Regions from separate parts of the Mus musculus genome. Here regions 1, 3 and 4 are each linked to region 2. A link is a loop called in an ENCODE intact Hi-C map of the cell type or tissue named here. Cell type or tissue: gastrocnemius. All regions are shown on one strand. Links, peaks and the distances in the headings refer to the core of each region. The heading gives the core; the rest is flanking DNA. Region 1 overlaps Dab2ip (disabled 2 interacting protein). Region 2 has its middle 14 kb from the start of Gm13446. Region 3 overlaps Dab2ip (disabled 2 interacting protein). Region 4 overlaps Ttll11 (tubulin tyrosine ligase-like family, member 11).

What was found. Peaks named below come from ENCODE experiments on the same cell type or tissue, not always from the same donor. Only the 100,000 strongest peaks of a DNase experiment are listed, where the experiment ranks them.
Region 1: it touches region 2 in a loop (2.9-fold over the local background); 18 of 42 quality-filtered maps call a loop at or near these places.
Region 3: it touches region 2 in a loop (2.5-fold over the local background); 17 of 42 quality-filtered maps call a loop at or near these places.
Region 4: it touches region 2 in a loop (8-fold over the local background); 22 of 42 quality-filtered maps call a loop at or near these places.

What each region holds. Positions count from the first base shown.
Region 1 is chr2:35,728,221-35,732,167 of GRCm38, reverse strand. Dab2ip (disabled 2 interacting protein) reads right to left here. Exons shown (of 16, transcript NM_001114124.2): 16 at 1,174-3,947. The coding sequence ends at 3,943. Among named protein-coding and RNA genes, the nearest start is that of 9030204H09Rik, 89 kb to the left of the region's middle. In gastrocnemius, for the core only: a CTCF peak has its summit at 2,152 (motif pointing right); a DNase peak (open chromatin) is centred at 2,318; H3K27ac peaks cover 1,563 bases.
Region 2 is chr2:35,542,662-35,546,608 of GRCm38, reverse strand. No RefSeq gene overlaps it. Among named protein-coding and RNA genes, the nearest start is that of Gm13446, 14 kb to the left of the region's middle. In gastrocnemius, for the core only: a CTCF peak has its summit at 1,807 (motif pointing left); DNase peaks (open chromatin) are centred at 1,162, 1,314 and 1,756; H3K4me3 peaks cover 398 bases; H3K27ac peaks cover 625 bases.
Region 3 is chr2:35,622,876-35,626,822 of GRCm38, reverse strand. The region is part of intron 1 of Dab2ip (disabled 2 interacting protein); the gene reads right to left. Among named protein-coding and RNA genes, the nearest start is that of Dab2ip, 2.9 kb to the right of the region's middle. In gastrocnemius, for the core only: a CTCF peak has its summit at 2,253 (motif pointing right); DNase peaks (open chromatin) are centred at 2,253, 2,579, 2,873, 3,185 and 2 more places; H3K4me3 peaks cover 2,500 bases; H3K27ac peaks cover 2,500 bases.
Region 4 is chr2:35,928,814-35,932,760 of GRCm38, reverse strand. All of the region lies in intron 3 of Ttll11 (tubulin tyrosine ligase-like family, member 11), which reads left to right. Among named protein-coding and RNA genes, the nearest start is that of Gm35396, 47 kb to the right of the region's middle. In gastrocnemius, for the core only: CTCF peaks have their summits at 951 (motif pointing left) and 2,039 (motif pointing right); DNase peaks (open chromatin) are centred at 1,010 and 2,040.

The DNA.
Region 1 (3,947 bases), core at 686-3,185, 190 kb before region 2:
GCCCTGTGGCTGGTGTCCCCAGGTCAGAACTCACTGGGTTCCATTTCTCCAGAGAATGATGGCCAGCATATAGTACCGTCCTTTCAGGGCTCTGCGGGGCAGCTGTCCTGGCTCTGACTATACGGTTGTCTATGCTTGGGGGCTCCCACCTAAGCCTCTGGGTAGGATCTGGGCAAGCAAACCTTTCCCGTCAGCTTCCAGTTGACAGTTAAGCAATTTTCTTATCTCCTCGGATCTCCTCCCACATTAATCTTGTCAGTACAATGATGTTTGGGGAGGAGACGAATCACATGTGATCAGGAATCCTCATTTAACTGCAAGACTCGTTTCTTTTAAAAAAAAAAAATCCTGGTAGTGTTATCTGCTTGTTTTTTATACATTTCTCACTGTAGCCTAAACTGGCCTCTGGGTAGGCATTTTCTTTATGTTTCGGTGTAGCCAAGTGTAGGCAATTTCTCATTTGCAATCTGACAGACAGATCTGTTCTCACGAGGGTGAATGCTTGATGGTCCTTGCTTATTAGAAGGCCTAAAAACCCTCCAACTGCTTTTTTCTTTTTCTTTTCTATTTTTTAGGGGTCTGGAGGTGTTTTTGTGCCAGTTTGCTCTGGGCTTCTGTGTGTTCTTGCCCTTGTAAGGCTGAACTGCTCATGTTCAACCCAGGGTTATCGCACATCAGAAGACAGGATCCCAAACACTGACAGATGCGGGACAAACCGCTGGGGACGCAAGGCACTCACTCATCCAGCAGGTACGGCTGAAGTGCTCTCAGTGAGTTCATTTCCAGCTCAGGAAAACCTGACCCTAAAAACCAAGCACTAGATGCGTGGGGTCAGCCAGCCTTAGCCTCCCCTCACTGGTAACCCTGGGCAGAGCAGAGCTCAGCTCTTCTCTCATCAGGTTGCAGATTAATAGGGTCGACCTAGAACCTCTGCAGCAGGAAGCATGGCAGCTCTCAGCTCCCAGGAATCACTGGGGCTCCCAGCCTGTGCAGGTCGGGAGGGCCTTTAAGAGGTCAGCTGCTCCACTCCCAAGCACAGGGCTTTCCACAGAGAGGAGGGGCAGTCCCAGGTCACCCAGGTAGGGGTCATGACTAGAACAACAGTATTAGGTCAAGATCCAGTTACCTGTAGGAAAACAAGCCAGGACACAGATGAAGAAAGGCAAGTCAGGCTTAAAATAGCTAAATAAATCTTTAATATTTCTAATTGCAAATGTACAGAAATTGCACAGCCACACGGAGTCTTCGAACACCAACAACTTCTCTGTACATTATTACAGGGTTAAAAGTCTCGACTGGAGGGAAGGGCTCCGGCCGATCCAACCTTTGCATTTTTCCTTTTCACATACTTACAAAAGGGGGAGCTGGGCACAGTGGGGGATCGGGTAGCCTTGTGGCCGAGTATATAGAAAAGAGGGGCTGGTTCCCTGGACAGTCTGGCTCCCAGACCTATGAGTATGAGGGAGGAGTGTCCCTCGGGCAGGTGCTGGGGTACACGTTGAGCTCTGGCCCTGGTCCCCACCCCTACTCCTGGGCAGTCAGAGGTCTTCACTCAGAGGAAGTTTGGCAGTTTCCTTCACCCTAACACACAAGTTGAACAAAAAGGTCAGGTGTCTGTGTTGGCAAGGGTGGGGCCGCTCTCTCCATCAGATCTTGGGTGTCAGTGGCCAGGGTCTTCCCAGAGCAGGGCCTCTGGCAACTCCAGCCCTTGCTGTAAGCAGAGCTCAGACGCCCCAAGCCGTTGCTGTGGGCAGGAGGATGCTTTACTGGCCCCACTGGGGCATTTGCCCCCATCAACCTTCCACCCAAACAGCATGCTTGAAAGCCAACGAATCAATGCCCCGGGCAGGAAACAGACAGACAGACACCTAGACTGCAAAGCTCTTTGTCCTGCCCAGCACCGTTCTCCAGGCTCTAATATCAACCGTGAGAGCAGTGTCCTGGCCAGCCCTCGCAGCACCAGGACTAAAGGACTATGTACATCCCTTGGGTGAAATAGTTCCATTACAGTCAAACACCAAGAACATTTACAAAAAAAAAATTTACAAAAAAAATATTGCAGACTTGCAATTAAGATAAAAATCTGTGGAGAGTCTGTACACTTTTACAGTTTTTGCACTAGGTAAATAAGGCTCTCGGCCTGAGAGCTAACAACCCCACCAGAGGGGGCCATTGCATCTGGCCCTGCGCTCTCCTGTCCAGGCCTGGGGACCTCCCCATATTGCTAGGAGGCGCTCAGACAGAGGTCACTTTACGAGGCATGGGCGAGAGTGTGGGTGAGGAGGAAAACAGGGCTCCCTGGGCAGTGGAAGGGCAAGACCCAGGCCAGGCCAGGCCAGGCCAGGCCCTGCCCAAGAGGCCACCCCTGCTGAAATGCATGGGAGCAGGGGTGTGGACAGGAGTGGGGCAGGAAGAGGCAGTGGCAGGCCCTCAGCCCCACCTCCTTCCTTCCTGAGGTCTCTGACCCTTGATAGCCACGCCCTCTCCCAGCATTGGTCTGCAGCCTAACTGGGTTCTTTTACCCTTGCCTGTCCATCGTGGACTGAGGACAGGGCGCAGCCTAGCTAGGCCACACCTCAGGATGTCCACGCTTTCTAGTGAGGACTCTAGGAGCATTAAGTGCAGCTTGCCTAGCCCCATTCTGCTGCCTGGGCAAAGCCTAGCTCCTGCCCTAGGTGACTCAGAACCAGGGCTTGGAATCTAGAGTGTGGGAACAGATGGGGACCCAAGAAAGACCCAAGCTCCTGCCCTTCTCTGTCCCACAAAGGGGGGGGGGGGAGGGACAGATATGCTACAGAACAGCCTAGAGCTGGGGAAAACCAGCCCCAGCTGTGGGGGATGCCCCTCCCTGCCTGCAGTGCCTGGGTCCTTGGCTGGGGCTGGGAGGGTGAGGAGAGGCGACTGCACACGGGGCCTGGTGCAGGCTGCTGCTGTCTTGGAGAGGGAGCAAGTCTAACATCCTCCAGGGCCGCTATTTCCCATGCAGTGCGCTCGCTCAATTTAAAAGGCCCCTGTGTTCCAGCAAGCGAGCAAGCGGGCTTTTGTTTCTAATGCATACTGTGAAAGGAAAAAAAATCACAGTTATCCACCTTCTCAGGGCCGGCAGGCTTTAGAATTCTTTCTTAAACTATCAGAGAAGAGAGATCACCTTTGCAGGGTGAGCACTGGCTGGCCTCTCCCCACAGGGCCACTGTGCAGGCCACACTGGGACCCTGGAGAAGGCAGCTACAACGCATGGTGCAACCTGGCCACCTCTGCCCAGCTCTCTGGCTTCTGGAGTTCCAAGAGCATGAGCCAGGCCCGCATGTGAAGTGTGGGAAGCTATGGCTCCTCCCACGGGTATGAGGGCCCAGCAGAGAAAGTGCAGTGCTGTCTGTTTGGCAATGCAAGGAAGGAAGGGAAGGAGGGTGGAGGGTGTCACGTCTGGGATGGGCATAGGACCGAGGTTCTGTTCTTCAGTTCCTCACCCCCTGGAAGGGTCCCTGACCAGCTGCATGCAGTGGCAGGGGCTCAGGGCAGAGATGAACAGGGGCCACTCTGCCTGTCAACTACTCCATCAGGTCCTGGGGGCCATGGGAAACCCACAGCAGTGGCCCCTAAACCTTCCTTGAGCCCTTTGCAGGTAGCTTCCTCCATGGGAAAGGGTAAGGAGGGGTACATGCACCTGGCTGCTCAGAGAGAAGGTGCCACATACCAAACTCAACAACCAGAGACACATTCGGCAGGCCTCCCTGCAGACTGGCCCCACTCCCCAGTGCAGTCTCCGCTGCCTCTACCCACACCCACTGTTCAGGTGGGCAAAGAGAAGGGGGGCCACTGTGCCCTCAGTCTCACGCTCCATCAGTCTTACGCCCCCTCCACTGCAGGCTAGCCTGCAACTGTGGGAGTCTCCTGACGGAGACCCTGTCCCGGGCCACCACAGTCCCCCTCTCCTCAGGCAGGTTAAC
Region 2 (3,947 bases), core at 475-2,974:
TACTCTGACAGTTGGGCTACAGTAGAGAGGCTGGTAGCTGGTGTAAGGCTGAGCCTAGGGTTGGGGGCAGGTTCTCGCCCTTCAGGGACGGGTGGGATTGAGATACAGGTGCCTAGAGGAAGTGCCAGGAGACAGAAGGAGGAAAGTCTAAGGGTGAAAGTCTGGCCTTAGAAGATGGGAATGAGAAAAAACTGCCCAAGAAGGGGAGTAAGCCAGCATGTGGCAGGAGATGGCTCAGGAGCAGGGGACCCCCAAAGCTGGGGGATTCAATAAGGATAGTGCACTTGGGGCTAGGGGGTGGCAAGAGGCCATAGAACAAGGACTAAATGCCATCTTCAATCAAAAGGCAGGGCATGAGCAAGGGCCACATAGTGTCAACAGGACAAAGACAAAGAGGTTCAGCTGATTGCAGGAATCCCAAGGAGTGACACCAAGTCAGAGAGGGCTTCCTGGAAGAAAGGTGGTATAAACAGAAACTGACGGAGTTTACACTCATCCCCTAGGAACAGAGGGGGTTGCCCAGGCTGGGGGAGCAAAATGAACTCGGGACAGGAAGAATGGCTGCAGCATGTCATTTGAGGAACTGACAAGGAGCAACAGGGAATGAATTACCTCACAGGATCCTAGGAGTCACCAAGCCCTTGATGGCAGGTGGGTGATGGAGTCCACCCTGAGATAGATAGACCGTGGAGACGCAGGTGGGGAAAAGATACAAAGTCGGGTGACAGAATGCAGGGACATTTTCTGGAAGCTATCACCAGTGAGTCAGGAGGACATGCGGGGTCTGGAGGACAGTAGCGTGTGACAAAAAGAGACCAGGCTGATGGGGACCTATCTCATGTGGTTGACTTCAATCTGGTCCAGCTAGAGCTGTGTGCCAGGGGCCCTGGCAGTACCTTTATCATGTCTTCTCGTTTCCCTAAAGGACCCCTCCCCCCACCGGCCTACCCCCCCCCAGTCCTCCAGCTCCCACCCCCAGCCCCCCCAGTCTCCCCCCACCCCCGCGCCCCCCATTCCAACCACAGCCGCCAGTGACTGCTCTCCAGCCTTCTTACACAGTGCAGGGACATGTGAGTGCCTGCTGGGTGCCCCAGGTCCTGGCACAGGAGAGAGGAGATGATCCAGGCAGACAGGCTCTGGGTTCCCATGGGGCCCTGCCCTACATATGGCCCGAATCAAGTGTAGTGTTGGGAAGGGAAGGAGCTGGAGAGAATTCTAGAAGGACGCAGTATTTATGCTACAGGAAGTGAAAGAGCGTTTGCAAGAATGGAAACAATGAGGACAGTGACAGGCAGAAGGGAAGAAAGGGGTCCGAGGGGGTGGAGCATGGGCTGATTGCCAGAAGCGCATTGGAACTTGACTGAGGGTGGTAGGGAGCTGTGGAAGGCCCTGAGCAGACACCACTCGCTCAGAGACTGAGGTCAGTGCAGAGAGCCATGACCAACCACCTCACCACAGACCCCCTTCTCTTACAGCTAACTCCCGTGACAGGTGAGACGGGCCACGACAAATCGGGCTCCTGCTGGACTTTAAACTCTATACCTCTAGAGCAGATCCTGAAGGCCATACAGGCTTGACCAGGGTATCCAGGCTGGTCATGGGGAGATGTGAAGCCATTCGACTCACAGCAGCGGGAGCTACCCACGGGGACGGCTGACTTACTGAGTCTGTACTCCAGATACCACCTATTGAGGTTGCCGGCAGAATGCTGAGGAAATAAATCTGTTCACTAAGACATCCCACCCCTTCCCTGCCAAGGTCCGGGGCTGGAAGCAGCCGGCAGACTAGCAGCGCCACCGTGTGGCAGATGTGGGCCAGCACAACAAGGCGGTTCCACTGGGAGCCAGGAATAACGTTTGTTTGTTTGTTTGTTTGTTTGTTTGTTTGTTTGTTTGGATGGCTGTCCCAACCAGGAACATGCTCTAAGCCCTGGGCTCCATTCTCAGCCCTCTTTTCACTTTCCTTTTCCTTTTTATTGAAAAAAAATTTGAGACAAAGTTTCCTTAATTTGCCTAGGCTAGATTTGAACTCACTCTGTAGCAAGGCCAGCCTTGAACTCAAAATCCCCCTGTTTCAGCCTTTGGAGTAGCTGGGGTTTCAGGCCTGTGCCACCAGGCCTAGCTAAGGACACTTGATTATATACAGCCTTTCATGATGTATTTTCAATTTACTTCTACAACAACATCATTGGTCTGTTGGAGATTGCCAATTACTAGGTAATACATATCTAATGAAAATGTGTAAATGACATGGATTCTATATGTGACAAAAATAGACAGGTTTTTTTTTCAGAATTATCACCTCTTATCCTGCCAAGTTAAACATGGATTGCACTTTGTCAAGTAAGCTTCAGCACTTTTTCTACAGAATGTGGGGTGTGTGTGTGTGTGTGTGTGTGTGTGTGAGAGAGAGAGATGTGGTATGTGCATGTGTATAGTGTGTGTGTATGTGTGCACATGGTATAATGTGGTATGTGTGTGTGTGGTTGGTGTGGTATGTGTTTGTGTGGGGGGGTGTACGATGTGGTACATGTGTATGTGTGCTTGTTATGATGTGGTGTGTATGTGTGTGTGCGTGTGGTACGATGTGGTACTCATGTGTGTGTGTGTTTGTTATGATGTGGTGTGTGTGTGTGTGTGTGTGTGTGTGTGTGTGTGATATGACATAGTATGCATGCATGTGTGTGAGGTGTGATGTGGTGTGTGCATGTGTATAGTGTGTGTAGTGTGTGTGCACATGGTATAATGTGGTATGTGTGTGTGTGGTATGATGTGGTGTGTTGTGTGTGTGTGTGTGTGTGTGTGGTACGATGTGGTACTCATGTGTGTGTGTGTGTGTGGTATGATTGATGTAGTATGCATGTGTGTGTGTGGTATGATGTAGTATGCATGTGTGTGTGTATATATATACACAAATAAGACCATATCATGCATGACTTATATTCTGAATTTTGTTTTTCTCTTTGCTAACAGTGGAGCAGAAACTAAAAAATATTTTACATATGTAGACATGTGTGAATCATGTTGAATAGAATGTTGTGTGCTTACTGTCTAATTAACGTAAATTTAAAAAATGTATGTGTGGGTCAGGCAGTGCCATACACCTTTAATCCCAGCACTTTAATCCTCTGTCTCTGTGAGACAGAGGCAGGCAGATCTCTGAGTTTGAGGCTATCCTGGTCTTCAGAGTGGCAAGACAAAAATCCTGTCTCAGAAAAAAAAAAAAAAAAAGTATGTGTTTGGGTGTGTGGTATGCAGGCAGGTGTGTGTGTGTGTGTGTGTGTGTGTGTGTGTGTGTGTGTGTGTTCCCATATGTGGGAGTGTTTATCTATAGGTGCACATTTGGAGATCTAAGGCTGACATAGGGAATCTTCCTTCTCATTCACTGAGGCAGTATCTCTCAGATGAACCCACAGCTTGGCCATATGGTAGTTCGTTTAGGCAGCTTGACCCAGCAGTCCCCTGTATCCACCCTTGGAGCCCTAGGATCACAGGCAGCCCACCAGGCCCACCTGGCTCTGAGGGCTTGAGCAGCACCCTCACACTAACAAGCAGGGGCTTTATCCACTGAGCCCCCTTTACATCCAACAACTGAAGTGACTTTTTAAAAAGCGATTTATTTATTTATTTTATATATGCGAGTACACTGTTGTTCTCTTCAGACACACCAGAAGAGGGCATCAGATCTCTTTACAGATGGTTGTGAGCCACCATGTAGTTTCTGGGAAATTGAACTCCAGACCTCTGGAAGAGCAGCCAGTGCTCTTAACCACTGAGCCACCTCTCCAGTCCCAGTAGAAGAGATTTTTATTAGCATTTAAAAAAAATTATCTTTGATGTTTCCTTATGCTTCATATTTAAAAAGTCAAAATGTATTCTACACACACATACACATCCTCTTAAAACTTCATTCCGGGTGGGTTTGGTATTTATATTGATCATATCACT
Region 3 (3,947 bases), core at 769-3,268, 80 kb before region 2:
TCCCTGCCTGCAGATGGAAATAACAATGGCCTACTTTAATGAAGGGTTGAGGAGTTAGACATGGGACATAAGCAGGGGAGACCCTCAGCAGGGCACCCACATTCGGATGGTGAAAGAGGCTACCTAGTTAGTGAAGGTGATGAGGACAGGCAGGAGAGCAAAGGCCAGAAGGCTGACATTCCAGCAGATTAGCCGGGCCTCTGGCTTCCCCCAAGGACCTAAAGAGCTCTGCCTAAAGATGGAGTGGGGCGCAGCATACCCGCCTGCCTCTGAGGAACTCACCTCCCACTGTACACCGAGCCATCCCCACTGAAATACTTAGAGGACAAACTGGGCTGACGTCCTGAGACTTGAGACATGTGACCTGCCAGTCAGACAGGTAGGGGCAGCAATGGTGGGTACAATCTGTATAGGAAGAGAAGCCAACTGGAAGGAATGGTGGCTCCACACGAGTGCCAGCAGGGCTCTGGCTTGTAGGAGATGCCAAAAGGCCCTGGGGGCAATAGTCTGAACCTTCAAGCTGGACATGCCTGAGTCCAGCTGGGAGCCTGGGAGCTGGGTGGACCATGTGGCCCCCCAAGTACTAAGAAGTACCCCTGGGAACCAATGGTATGCTCCGGTCCTTATCTTGCGGGAGACCTCTGAAATCCAATTTGTTGTTTATCTTCTCTCCCTCCCTCTGTTCCTGCTGAGGTACACAGACCCTATGGTGGCCTTTGGCCCCAACTTCTCTATCTTGGGGTCTGGCAGGCTCACTCCCTTTTTGGGGTGCGGATGAAAAGTGTTCTGCGTGCTTTGCTTCAGTTTGCAGAGTGCCTGGTCTGTTCCAGCAGTGAACTCGGAGCTCACCTGAACACATCAGATCCACAGCAGTGCTAAGGTTGCATACCGGTATCATCTTCACTTTACACAGGAATAAACTATAGGCCAGAGATGGAGAGCCCTGCCCGAGGCCACACAGCTCGGATGGTGGAGCCCAGCTCTTCGAAACCCCACACTCTGGTCTCTGCCTTGCTATCCCACGGCCAGGCAGAGCTGGAGGTCAGGCTTTGGCTTTCTCCCATAGTGCCCCAGCCCCAGCCTTCCTAGTGGTGGAGGATGGGGTCCCTCTCTAACAGCTGCTCCCATGAGAAGTCAATGCGACAGGCCACACAGGCACAGCCATGCTGCCATCTGGAGTGCTGGTAAGCCTGAATCACACACCCAGCTCAGCAATGGTGTGCGGCACCCATCTGGACTCCAAGGGTAGATGACCCAGATGCTATGCTCTAGGCTTTAGTGTGAGAAGCCAACACTCCAGGGGTCAGCTCCAGACCTTCTCAATATACCTTCATTCTTCAGAGCATATTGAGGGGTTCCTGGGAGCCCACTCCTGACACCTCAAAGATGGACTCTAGGAGTCCTTGCAAGCAAAGAGGCCCAAGTAGGGCTGGGACACACAGCAGCATTCCAGGAAAGTGAAGATGAATGTAGACGCTGAGAAAAAACCTGGTCGCACCAGAAGGAAGTATTGGCCAAATATCTGGCACCTGGTAAGGCCTAGCATAGAACAGCTGTCAGGACTGGCATTCAGAAAGCCCCAGAGCTCCCTGGGCATTAGTGTGGGCACCCAGAGTGCCCAAGCTTATGGGGCAACAGTACAGGATCCCTTGACGGAAGGGAAGAGGTAATGAGCCTGGAATGGACCCAATGTTACCAACCAGTTCATACAAAGTAGACCGAGGACTAGCCTTCTCAAGCACTAACCACTGTACTGTCCGGAAAAAGAGCCCTGGGTTCCAGGGCCCTCGATGAGCAGGTCTCTCCAGCAAGCAGGACTCACTCCTGTTAAGTCTGGAACAAGCACCACTCAGCTCCATATGCCCTGTGACGAGGCTTGGATATTCTGAATGACAGGACAGGCTTACCTAGGTGAGAGGAGTGCTCTATTTCTCTAAGGAAGCTGCTCTTTCTCCTGATACCAGTAAATGGGGAAGTGAGGTACACTGACAAGTAGATAAGCCACCCAAATCCACAAGCCAGGCTCAGAACCACACAGCACAGTATGACTCTTAGATGTCTCCATCCCTCACTGCTTCCACACAACTGCAAGGCCCACCCCATCCAACCTTCAGATAAGGATACCAAAGCCAAGAAGAGAAGACCCTTCTCAGTGGCGCACAGTGCATAACCCTGGGATGCTGGAGACACTGTCTGTCCCTCACAGCCTTGCCAAGAACAACATGATGCTCTCGAGGGCAGTGAGCCCTCCCCCAGTAGGAGGCGGTAGCTTAGCTAACTAACACCTTTGCCTGGCCATCTGTGGGTCTCCACAACCAGCTACCAACTCCTCCGGGCACTCTCCTGTTTCTGAACTCAGAGCCTATGTTCCTTTCCCCTCCTTGCTGAGGACAAAAATGAGGTGGGGCACAGATGGAGCTGGGGGGCTGCCACCAGCCCTGTAGGTAAGGCTTCCATTAGGGGACCAACCCCTAGCCATGCCAAAACTAACACCAAGATCAGAAGGGAATGGTTCAATACTTCAGGGTGGCTTCCTAAAAGGAGGCACACCCTGATCCAACCTGCCCCTGGGTCAGTGGAAGAAGGACAAGGAGCCCCTGGCCCCCTGCACGCTGACCCGCAACTCTGCCCACACCCACAACTGGTCACGACTGAAGGCCCCTTCTCAGGTCCACACTGCTGTCTCTGTCCTCCATGCAGGATGAACTCGCTCTACAGGACTGCTGTCCTCTGCTCCCATACAGGATGAACTACACCAAGGGCTTTTTCCTTTTCCTTCTCTGGCATACGTACAGGCTGTCCCTTCCTGCCTGCCGGGTAAAGGACAACAGTTCACACCTAACTTGTCTGAGCTGCGGGCACAGGCTTCTAGCTTCCCAGGCAGGACCCTGTTGCCACTGCCACTATTTCTGAAGCTCAGAGAGACAGCTGGCAGAAAGACAGTTTTCTCGAAGTAGGACTTGGACCTAGGGCCGAGTAGGTCACTCCCAGCAAAGCAAATCCCAGCAGCTTAGCAGACACATTCTCAATCAACGTCAGCTCCTCTCTGAAACCTTCCTTAATTTCCCCAACTAGAATTCCCATCAGGGCTGGTCTAACCCCTGACTTTCAGCAAACCGTGAGTTCCTTCCAAGCTAGCACAGAGCTGGACGCAGCTGGGAGCCAAGCTCAGACGAGTCTGATCCATTGAACATCGATCGCTGCTGGCCTCATTCATTAGCTGACAAGGAGGCAGAGCTCTGCTCCTCTGGAGCCTCTACAGTGGGCACAGAAGAGGGCACCATCATGCCAGGCACCAGAGCACAGGAAGGGCAGGAAAGGCCCTGGGGGGCCAAACCCCTGAACCTTCATCCCAAACCCATCCTCACACCAAGAATCTGTCACAATGGCAGATTCTTACAGCTGAGAAAAACAAAGGCTCAGGAAATGAGGCGATTCATGCTTGAACCTGGGTCTCTGGTTGCCTAGACTAGGCACAGGAACTAGCCAGAGGCCACTTCAGCAAAGGCCGGGATATCACATGCTTTGGGGAATCCTCAAACTAAGTTTACAAACCTGTGGGCAGAGTCAGACAGCTTAAACTTGAACTCTGTGCACAGGGAACTCAGTACTTCCTAAATAAACCCTGTACATTGTTACTTGGCTCTACCGCTGGGGCCGGAACGTCTTCTCCATTCTGGGGGGAAGTAAACTAAAGCCTGCCTGCTTCACTGACCCAAACCTAAAAAATAAACAAGGGGCCACTCTCACACCTCTCCAGGCAGGCTTGGCACATTCTGCCTGTGGTGAGGCTGGGCCGGGGCCAGGCTTCCCATGCCCCAGATAACCTTAGGATGTAAACTAAGGCAGCTTCTGCATCACAGACACCTTCAGTGGGCCTAAGCCACCGAAGCATTATGGCCTTACACAACCCAGGCCTGGCAGAGTCTCTGTGTGGAGCCCCTGAC
Region 4 (3,947 bases), core at 944-3,443, 390 kb before region 2:
GAAGGCGCCTCTGGCTTTCCCTGTTGCTAATTTGCACCCATCCAGAGAGACGATTTTCTGTGCAGTAAAAGTCAGAGATTGGGTTAAGAGATGGCCCCAGTAGCTTCCTGTTTTAGCATTTTAAGCCCTGTTATACCAATGCCCATTTGACTGAAGCTGAATAGTCTCTGATATAATTTGCAGTCTCCTGACTTTGGGCCCGACATTCGTACCATACTCTTTTGGGGTCTCTGTCGTCTTCCTTCGGCCCCATCATTGCATCTCTGTGTGTTGGCATTCCGTCACTGTGATAAAGTGCATAACCTGCAGAGGGAAGAGGTTGTTTGGCTCCTAGTTTAGGGAATTCAAGGCCCAGTCAGTGGCTATTGGCTCCATTACCTTGGGCTTTTTATGTGTTAGCACGCTGTCGCAGGAACACGGGAAGGACCTGCCTACCTCACGGCAATGGGACCCAGGAGAGAAGAGACTGGCATTCTACAAGCTCCCTTGAAGGCACACAATAAATAACACAATAACCTCCCAGGAGGTCTCCCCTTCTACCACCCTGTAACAGCGTCATAGGCTGTCAGTCAATCCTGCAAGCCCCGGGCCTTCAAGATCCAACAGTAACATCTAAATAGGAAAATGCTAACTAGAGTGCAGATGGGCATCCAGTGGAAGTTTAATGATGGACATTCCTTATTAGCTTCAAACCTGAGTTTTAAATGTGGCGTTATTATTTCTATTGACTTCTCTGGTTTGTCAGAAAATAACATCTTCATTTTAAGGATTCAACTAATATATGATAATGTGAAATAAAAAGTGAATAAAGGGAGGCTGGAGAGATGGCTCAGAGGTTAAGAGCACTGACTGTTCTTCCAGTGGTCCTGAGTTCATTTCCCAGCGACCACATGGTGGCTCACAACCATCTGTAATGGGATCTGATGCCCTCTTCTGGCCTGCAGGCGTACATGCAGCTGAACGCTGGATAGTTTACAAATGGAGAAAGGGAGCCTGCAGGTGGTGCCTGCCTTTAGTTCCAGCACTTGGAAGGCTGGGGCAGGATGTCTCTGTGAGCTTGAAGCCAGCTAGTCTGGTGACTGAGTTCCAGGACAGCCAGAGCTATATATTGAGACCTTGCTTTTTGTTTGTTTGTTTGTTTGTTTTTGTTTTGTTTTTTGTTTTTTGTTTTTAAATCCCTACTTATTAGCTGAAACGAGGTGTATTTGGGCCACAGAAAAGTACCACTGTTTAGAAAGCAACAGTTCAGTACGAATTCTTTTTATTTATTTATTTATTTATTTATTTATTTATTTATTTATTTATTATATGTAAGTACACTGTAGCTGTCTTCAGACACACCAGAAGAGGGAGTCAGATCTCGTTACGGATGGTTGTGAGCCACCATGTGGTTGCTGGGATTTGAACTCTGGACCTTCGGAAGAGCAGTCAGGTGCTCTTACCCACTGAGCCATCTCACCAGCCCAAAGCGAACCACCCCAGATGGGACACGAACAGTACGAATTCTTTTCCTGTGTACAAGCAAATACACATAACAGATACAGATTTTTCTTAAACCCTGAGTTATACTAAACACTGTTCCTCATTAGCTTGCTTCTACCCACTCCCTGTACTTTCGACGTCTTCTTGGGTCAGTGCTACATCGAATTTCATTATGAAGAGATCATAGCTTGTGTTAGGTAGTTCTCATGCTTCTTGTTGTTTAACAAATAACATTATAAGACACACCTTCATCATAGGGTGCTGGCATTTTCTTTAAATAGGTAGGTCATGTACTTCCTGGACAGGCAAGCCAAACACAAAGCTTCATCAGACGTGGGAATGTGCCTGTGTGTGTGTGTGTGTGTGTGTGTGTGTGTGTGTGTGTGTGTGTGTGTATGTGTGTGTGTGTGTGATAGAGGAGGTGTGACTCACTGTAAAACAATAAAGGAATCTGGAGCTTTGTGATTTCTTTCATGGATTATTAGCGAGTGCATTTCATCCAGACAAGGGGAGACCCAGTTCCTGTTGTCCACGCACAGTCTCTACCCACATTCAACCAGCAGGTGGCGCCGGGCGGACGCAAATAGGCTTCTCGGGGGGATTTTTATAAAGGCTGCAGGAAGATGCAGGCTTGCTTCCCAGTTTTAGCAGATGGCCAATCAAAAAATTCCTTTGGAGTTTTATTTCCTTTTTCTTTCTTTCTTCTCCTTTTAAAAAATTTTTTTTTGCATATGGTCTTCCATCTGGGTATTTGAGAAAAGTACAGTTTTGTTATCAAAACAGCATTTATTATGGTGAAAGAGTTTGTATTTCTCAGCAAAGTTTTTTTTTTTTTTTACTTTACTTTTAGAGAATAAAGCCAAAACCTGCTCAATAATGTCTTGCAGCTTCTCAGAGGGCTCCATGGAGCTTGAGAGCTTCCATTTCCCCACAGTTAGTCCTAAGTTAGCTCTGAGGACTCAGCGCCTCAGGGTGGAGACAAGCACTTTGTTTGAGAAGACAAAACAGAAAGAAAGCAGTGCTCTCCACTGGGTCAGAGTAAAGGCAGGAAATAACCAAATCCTTTCTCTTGTCCTACAACCCTTTGGTGACTTATTTGCACAGCTGCCTGTGACGGTTGGCTTTAACTGTCAAGTTGACACAAGACTCACCCAAGAAGAAAGTTTTAGTGAAGAATTGTCTACCTCAGGTTGACCTGTGGGCATGCTGGTGGGGAACAATCTTGGTTGCCTTCACTGATGTGGGAAGACCAAGCCCACCGTGGGAGGTACCATTCCCTGGGCCTGGGGATCCTGAACTGAACAAGAGAAGAGAACACCAACTGAGCACTAGTAAGCAAGCAGGCATGCATTCAGATATCTCTCTGCTTCTGACTTTGAATGTGCTGTGCCCAGGAGACATCCCTGCAGAGGTAGAATATGGCCTGGAACTGTAGCCCAAAACACCGTCGTCTCCCGACCCCCACCCGCCATGTTGCCAGGGGTGTTTTACCACAGCCATGAGTGAAGCCAGAACATTTTCCTTCATGGAGACAGTATTCTGATCTGCCTGGCTGGGAGGCCCCACTAGGTAGTAAGTTTAAACTTGTCCTACCGACCCCTGCAGCCTCACCTCCACAGTCCCAACCCCCGCTTCTTCAGTACTTTGTGGCCTACTGTGTGTGTATGTGCTCACACACACCCATGAACATACATGTATAGGTCAGAGGGCAACCTCAGTGTCATCAGTCAGGCACATCTGCCTTTGTGGGGTGCAGTTTCTCACTGACCAACCAGGGCAGGCTGGCTAACAAGCTCCAAAGAAACATCTGCCTCTGCCTCCCTGGTGCTGACATCACATGTCATGTGGGCCCTCTGTGCCCATTTTTAAAAACTGAATTCTAGGGGTTGAATTCAAGTCTCCCCGCTTACAAGTCAAGCACTTGACCGACTGGGTGATTTCTACAGCACCGTGCTGGGGTTTTAGGTATCGGCTCCTCGATCGCTCTTTGTGGCATGTTTTTGCCTAGACCTGTGGACTTCATCCTTCATGTCTCCTTCAGTCCCCAACGCTGTCTTATTTCACAGGACTGATGTTAATTCTTGTTTTCCTTTCTATCTTCATGTTGTTTTGAAACAGGGTCTCATGAAGAAGGCTGGCCTTGAATTTGTTAGGTAGCTGAAGATGGCTTTGAACTTGGCCCTCCTACCTTCCAATGGCCAGGCATGTTCCTCTCCACCTGGCTCAACTTTGATAATTCTTTAAACTCCGGGCAAGCCTTTTCTTTCTCTACCACGCCTGCTCTGCTGCCCATGTCTAGGGCATTGAGCTGTTTTCTTTACGATACGTATGACTACGTTTCCTTCTCTCTTTGTCCTACTAGGAGGTCTGATGGGTCTGACTGATCATCAGCACACAGTAGACAGTCAAGTACATTGGTCTAATTGAAAGGTTTTATCTCTTGGGAGGTTAGCCATTGAAGTTGG